2 separate regions of the Homo sapiens genome follow, and region 2 is linked to region 1. Evidence: chromatin contacts called from ENCODE Hi-C or POLR2A ChIA-PET data. All regions are on one chromosome and are shown on one strand. The core of a region is the stretch at or near the end of the contact, and the rest is flanking DNA. Distances in the headings are between cores, read along the strand shown. Region 1 overlaps PDGFRB (platelet derived growth factor receptor beta). Region 2 has its middle 27 kb from the start of SLC6A7.

Region 1 (3,183 bases), core at 101-2,600:
GAATCCCATAGCTGGGCATGGGACCCCTTCTCCCTCCAGGCTTTGCCCCTAATGTGGTGATCCCGGAGGGAATTGCCAAGTTCCTTGTCTGCCTTCTCTCTCTGGACTATGGGTACTAGGAGGTCCAGGCAGGGCTGAGCCCTTTGACCTTTATACTTCAATGAGAAGTTGGGTCCTCATATTTATCGAATGAAGAAGAAAGGTGAATAAATGAAGCACACTCATACAGGTGCATGTATGCATAAGGACGGGCAGCTAGATACACAAAAGCATCAAGACACTGGTAGGCATTGTTCATACGCACAGAAATTACACGTGTATGTGTACCTGCTAACAGATGTACATTGTACAGCAGGCACATGTGTACGGGAATTATGCTTGTACACTTTTCTAGAAAGGTGTGCTCCAATTATATGCTTACAGACATGCACTATGCCAGTTTGCATGCATGCAAAGGAATTGTACATGCATTGCTTGTACACATGTACAGGAATTGTGTACCCACCGGTACATGCATACAGACATACACTGTGGGGTTTAAACAGATGTCTGGGAATTAGGCATGCTCATGTACATGGCTTACAAACACGTGGTGGGTTTACATACATGGACAGGCATAGTGCACAGGTGTATGCTTATACACATACACTCTAGCTTTACAGGAGTGACTGGAGATTGGGCATTCTTCAGTAGACGATTTACATATCTACACACAGAGGATTTGCACCTATGTTCAAGGAACAGGCATGCTCATGTACATGGCTTACGACATACATATAGTATATGTACACCACACTGAAGGATATTCATATCCATGGCTTACAGACTTGTGTTTGTACACGTGTGTACCCATATTGTGTTTGCCAGAATGTGTTCCTATGCATGTACACAACAGGGTTTCACAATGCTCCTGTTTGCCCCTGGGCATGCTAACTCCTTTGGCCTGCTGTGGGTACATGGGCACATTACCAATTAGGCAGGATTAAGGTAGGGATTGGGATCGTCAGGGGCCACTGAGGCTGGGGACTCACAGTGTGGCACCACGATGACCTCCTGCGTGTCCTGGCCCACAGCGTTGCGCAGCGTGCAGCGCACCGACAGTGGCCGATCCACGTGCTGCAGACGCAGTGTGCTCACCACCTCAAACTCCTGCTCCTCCTCCCAGTACGTCACGTTAGTCTCCAGCTGGCTCTCCTCTTCGGAACTGTTCCCCAGCAGCGTGGGCGGCAGCTCACGTGGACACCTGCCAGGAGAGCCGGTAGGGTTGGCTGCCAGCCCCTTCCCCTTGCAGACAGGGAAACTGAGGAGAAACTGGTGGAAGGAGGCAGGACGTGTCCAGTTCCTATGTCCCACTGCCTGTTTCCGAGCGGGCTCCTCCTGTGCTCCCTCTACTGGTCAGCAGGGGGTGCTCCCATCCCAGAACTGACAACGTGGATTGCAAAATCCATTCTTATTTGACCCACGGGGTCACACGGCGTATGGGGTAGAGGCAGAACCTGCACTGAATCCTGCCTCTGTCCACTGCATTAGAATCGACCTGGCCAGGAGTGCAGAACTGATCTACAGGGCGGGTGAGGTCTCTGGGGCTCAGACCCTGCACTTTGCTAGGCCAAACTGCCCAGGGGTAAAGGTAAGGAAAAGGGACCATTTAGGTCATACAGAGTAGGACCAAGGAGGTGGTGACCTGGCCTCCTAGGATGCAACTCTATGCCCGGAACAATATGCCAAGAAGAACGGGCGGGACTAGATAACCTTCACGAGCTTTTTCTAGCCAGCTGGGGACACTGGGAGACTGAGGCCCAGGTCTGCTCACCTTTTGAGGTCTCTGCAGGCAGACCAGATGATGTTCGGCTGGGGCATGCCCCGGCCACGACAGCGGACTGTCTGTTCCCCACTGTCAGGGTGGCTCTCACTTAGCTCCAGCACTCGGACAGGGACTGCATGGAGAGAGCACTGAGTTAGGAGGCGGGAGGGTCAGGACAGTTAACAGGACAGGTCCTCAGGGGAGGACCTGGCCCAGAGACTCTCTTGGGGGAGGAGGGCTGTAGACTGCAGGTGAACATTAAATACCAGGAATCAGTGTGAAAACCGATGGGTTCCCTTCTGGGTACTTCAAAGGGAACGCCTCAGCAGGGTGCTAGTCTGTCTTTAACACCTCTCTGAGACTTGCTAATCTTCCCTTTTAACAAAGGGAGGCTAGGCCTCAAGCTCAGAACCCTGGGCCACCAAGCTCATGAAGCCAGCATTTAATAGCATTGTTTGGTCTTCTCTGAGTTTATTTTAGTGGTTGCTTTATATTTATGACATGTGATGCCGATTTTCCACCTACAATAGAGAGGTTACATTTTGTCTTTCAAAATAAATTTGTTTTTAGAAAGTCAATTAACAAAACATTAAGTCATTATCATGTCATTTCTCTGCTCAAAACCCTGCCATGGCTCTTCATTTCGGTCATAGTAAAAGCCAAAGTCTGCACCAGGCCCACAAAGACCTATGCGATTTGCCCTTCTCCCAGCCCCCACTGCCCTATCCCCGTTCTGACTTCATCTCCCACCACTCTCCCCAACAGCCCTGTTCCAACCACACAAGCCTTTCAGTGATTGCTCTGGCCTTTGCACTGCCCGAGGTACCCTTTCCCCAAATATCCACTAAGCTAATGTCCTCACCTTCTTCAGGTCTTCATGCAAATGTCACTTCCTCAGCCCTGATCACTGTATCAAAAATGCAACTCACACCATCACTCTGTGCCCAGCACTCTCAACCTTCCCTACCCGGCCCCTGTTTTTCCTCTCCCGCAGTGTTAGTTACCTTCTAACCTATGTAATTTGCTGGGGTTTTCCTCCCTACTGTTAGTGTTTGTCTTCCCCTACTTGGATGCAAGCTGCACAAAGGCAGGGAGGGAAGTTCAAGAACCTTGAAGAGACAGGCATATGGTAGTTGCTCAATAAATACCTATCGAGTTAATAGTACAGTATAAGTGGAATGTGAGAAGGGAAAATCATGGCCTTGGTACCTAAGTGCCTGAAGTTTTGGAAACACCAATCTAGCCAGATGGCCTCCTTATACAGCTGGGGAAACTGAGGCCCAGAGGCCAGGTTCACACGGCAGTGGGTCAGTGGCCTAGAATCCATCTCCTGAGTTCCAGGCTCCCTCTCCCACTCCTCCCATGGGTGGGTGGACAGT
Region 2 (3,018 bases), core at 323-2,822, 87 kb after region 1:
CTTGCCAGCACCATCTGTGTGCCCTGAGGACCCAGCCTCAGTGTCCCCATCTATAAAACAAGTGGGTTGAACAAGGACAGAGGGCTCTGCAGAGGTGCCTTGGTGGAGGGAGGTGAGGAAAAGGGAGCTCTCTGCTCCCACCCACTCCATGCAGCCTTCTGCTGGGGACCATGCCACGGGAGCTAGGGAGGGGAGCAGCACCCCTCTTCGGAGATGGATTGGGATTGGCTCTGCCTAGTAGGAAGGAAGTCTCAGTTCTCTTGCAGAATGAGTTTAAGGATTCAGAGCCCTGAAGGTTTTTCCAGTGAGCCAAATGCCCTGCCCAATCACTAGGAGTAGGGGGATACAGGGTGAGCGTGGGCACAGCAATAAAATCATCACAGTCCCAAGCCTGGCTTGACCTTGATTCTGCTGATCCGAGGTCAGGGTCTCAGAGAGCTTTGGGGCTTAGGGTGGTAGGACTTAGAGGCAGGGGAGGGGCCTATGGTCAATATTGATCTAGCTGAGTCAGGGGAGGACAGGGAAGTGGGAAGCCTGGGGTGGGGCTCCCTGATAACTGCATCTTCAGGCTGCCATTGTGACTGTGGAAACGGGGTGGGGACAATGCGGGGAGGGGGAAGGGATGCTCCATGCAAATTCCCAAACCTGGGCTTTTACTAAAACTACAGCTGCCTGGACCCCTGCCCAGAAGAATGGCTCTTATTCTGTGAGGGTGGGGCCCAAAACATCTGTGTGTTTAGCAAACTCCCTGGTGAATCTGCAGCAGCCAGCTCAGTTCTCACATATGGGGCCCACAGGTTCAGTGTCATTGTAATATGAGGAAACGAAGGCCCAGAGAGGGGATGTGACTCCTCCAAGGTCACTTTGGGAGAGGATGCTGACAGTCCTCCCTTTTCTCCTGGAAGGAAGGAGTCATCCCCCTCCAGCTCCCTCCACCTCCAGTTGAGGCCCTGGGTCTGGGAAGGAATGGCTGGGCCAGGGCGTCCTGAGGGAAGTGGCCTCTGAGACTTTGGTGGCCCTGGGTGGAGAAGGGAGGGCAGGGCTGGTCCCAGGAGGAAGGACAAGGAGAGGGCATTTCCACGGGACTGGACCTGCCCCACCCTGCCCTATGCACACCCCCCAGCACCTGCCAGGGGATGTTTCCTGAAAGATTTAGCACAACCCATGCCCTGAGAAGGCACCACATCATGGCAGATTCGGGGCTCACTCAGCCCTTAGACACCTCCGGCCCCCATGGCCTCCTCCCAAGCCTGTTCTGCTCACCCTGCCGCCACAGTTCTGGGCTCCCAGCCTTTGCTCTGGCCTCCACACTCTCCCTGCCTCCATCCCATCAAGCACCCCACGAAGTTTTATCCAGCCCAGTCACCATCTCTCCTTCTCCTTCCTCTGGGCTCCTGCACACTTTGCACCTCCAGATCCAGCCCCCATCCCAGCCTTCCTTGAGTTCTTGCTCTTTGCATGTCTCTCACTGTCTGGAATGGCATCAGAGATTCTTGGGGGACAGAAGTCATGAGACAGGTCTAGCTTATCACTGAGCCCTCCTTGGAGCCCAGCCCAGCCACAGCATGCCCCAGGGAAGCAGGTGTGGGAAGCAGGTGTGGGAAGCAGGTGTTCACAGCAGCTGAGAGCCTCAATCTCACCTCCCTCCCTCGTGCCCTGGGCCATCTTGGGTGGGTTCCTTTCCTCTGGGCACCTTCTTATTAACGGAATAAAGAGAATAGTAGTGCCCTCAGTGGAGGGGTATGCTGAAGATTGAGAGAGCACCTATAAAAGAGGTGGGGCGTGCCTGGCACTCAGTCAGTTCCCACTGTTAACCGTTGTTATTTCTGGGTGGGTGGAATACTCATGCCCACACAGCCTCCACTCCTCCTTCATTCCAGGGGCACATCTGCTAGGGGTCTTCTCTATGCAAGAATGACAGTATCTGCCACGTACATCCGGAGCACGGACAAGATGCTGTCCTGCCTTCAAGGAGCACACAGTTCTGCAGAAACTTGCTTAGGTGACTTCAAACCAGAGATCTGTGGTGAGGAAGGTGGAGCAGATTGTGGAAGCCCATGGAGGGACCTAGCCCAGGGACGGGGGAGGCTGGGGAGGGTGAGGGAACTTCCCAGAGAAGATGCTGGAGCCATGTCCTGAAGGGTGAGAAGGTGTCACAGTGCGCTCAGTGGGAAAATGCAAGGGAAATGGCCCTCTGCAGTGCCCTTTGGAGTATGGAGACTGTGGGTGTAGACAACCGAGAGAGAAGACAGTAGCTGGAAGGGGACAGAGTGTCAAAAGGGGAGGAGGTCCTAAGAATCCCAGTCACTCCTCGCTGGCTGTCCAGAGACCAGGGACAGGGCAGCACCGACCAGGGCAGGGGAGGCCCCTGGAGGGAACAGAGCACTGTGCTCTGAGTTAGAAGGCTGGGGTGAGCACTGGTCAGAGTCTTGCAAGAAGTCTCTTTGCCTTTGAGTCTCATCATTTTCATCTTCAAAATAGGACTGTTGTAACTAGGACAAGAGGTGTTGTGAAAGCACTTTGTGAACTGTAGAGCATCATTCTCCTGTGAGATAATAATAGTGTTTTAAGTGGAGTCGGTACTTTTTGAGAGTTAAAGGATATCTCACAGGGCATGGTAGACGTACTAGGGCCAAGGACTGCCTGAAACCTGCTCCTGTGCTGCCACCTGCTGGTGAAGGGACACAATGACCACCCAAGCCCTCAAAGCTTTCTGCAGGGGCCAGGCAGGAGCCACTGGGGCAAGTGAAGGCAGGGCTGGGAGGACGCCTGCCACTAAACCCTTGAGGACATCGGTGATGTCCGCAATAATAAAAAACTCTTCATTTTTTACTATTGGCATCTAATTCAAATTTAAAACATCATCCGCAAAGGTGGCAAATGGAAGCCCCCAAGCCTCTCTTGCTTTTCTCAGCCTTGGCCTGTGTTCTTACTGTGAAGGTCCTCCCCTGTGTGCAAGGGGCACACTCCCTATAGACACTGCCCCTGGCCATTCCACACACCAGCAGTGAGGATAGA

Evidence for each region. A loop is a pair of places that touch in the nucleus more often than their neighbours do. ChIA-PET counts read pairs that join two places held with the same protein, here RNA polymerase II (POLR2A). Pooled maps may share reads with other maps.
Region 2: a loop to region 1 is called in a map of CD8-positive, alpha-beta T cell, with 34 times the contacts of the local background. The contact joins two enhancer-like sites. A Hi-C loop is called at or near these places in 102 of 168 maps with a recorded cell type or tissue (A673, CD14-positive monocyte, CD4-positive, alpha-beta T cell and 57 more), 37 of 37 single-sample maps with no recorded cell type and 50 of 50 pooled maps. POLR2A ChIA-PET finds 5 or more read pairs at or near these places in 5 of 52 experiments (AG04450, Caco-2, H1 and 2 more).

Annotation. Positions count from the first base shown.
Region 1 is chr5:150,128,726-150,131,908 of GRCh38, forward strand. PDGFRB (platelet derived growth factor receptor beta) reads right to left here. Exons shown (of 23, transcript NM_002609.4): 9 at 1,814-1,937; 10 at 1,032-1,243. Among named protein-coding and RNA genes, the nearest start is that of PDGFRB, 26 kb to the right of the region's middle. RefSeq lists an enhancer at 1,203-1,813. Within about 2 kb of position 1,351, at least 9 of the 41 ENCODE cell types and tissues checked have a DNase peak (open chromatin) inside an H3K27ac peak, as active enhancers do.
Region 2 is chr5:150,215,664-150,218,681 of GRCh38, forward strand. No RefSeq gene overlaps it. Among named protein-coding and RNA genes, the nearest start is that of SLC6A7, 27 kb to the left of the region's middle. Within about 2 kb of position 1,573, at least 2 of the 41 ENCODE cell types and tissues checked have a DNase peak (open chromatin) inside an H3K27ac peak, as active enhancers do.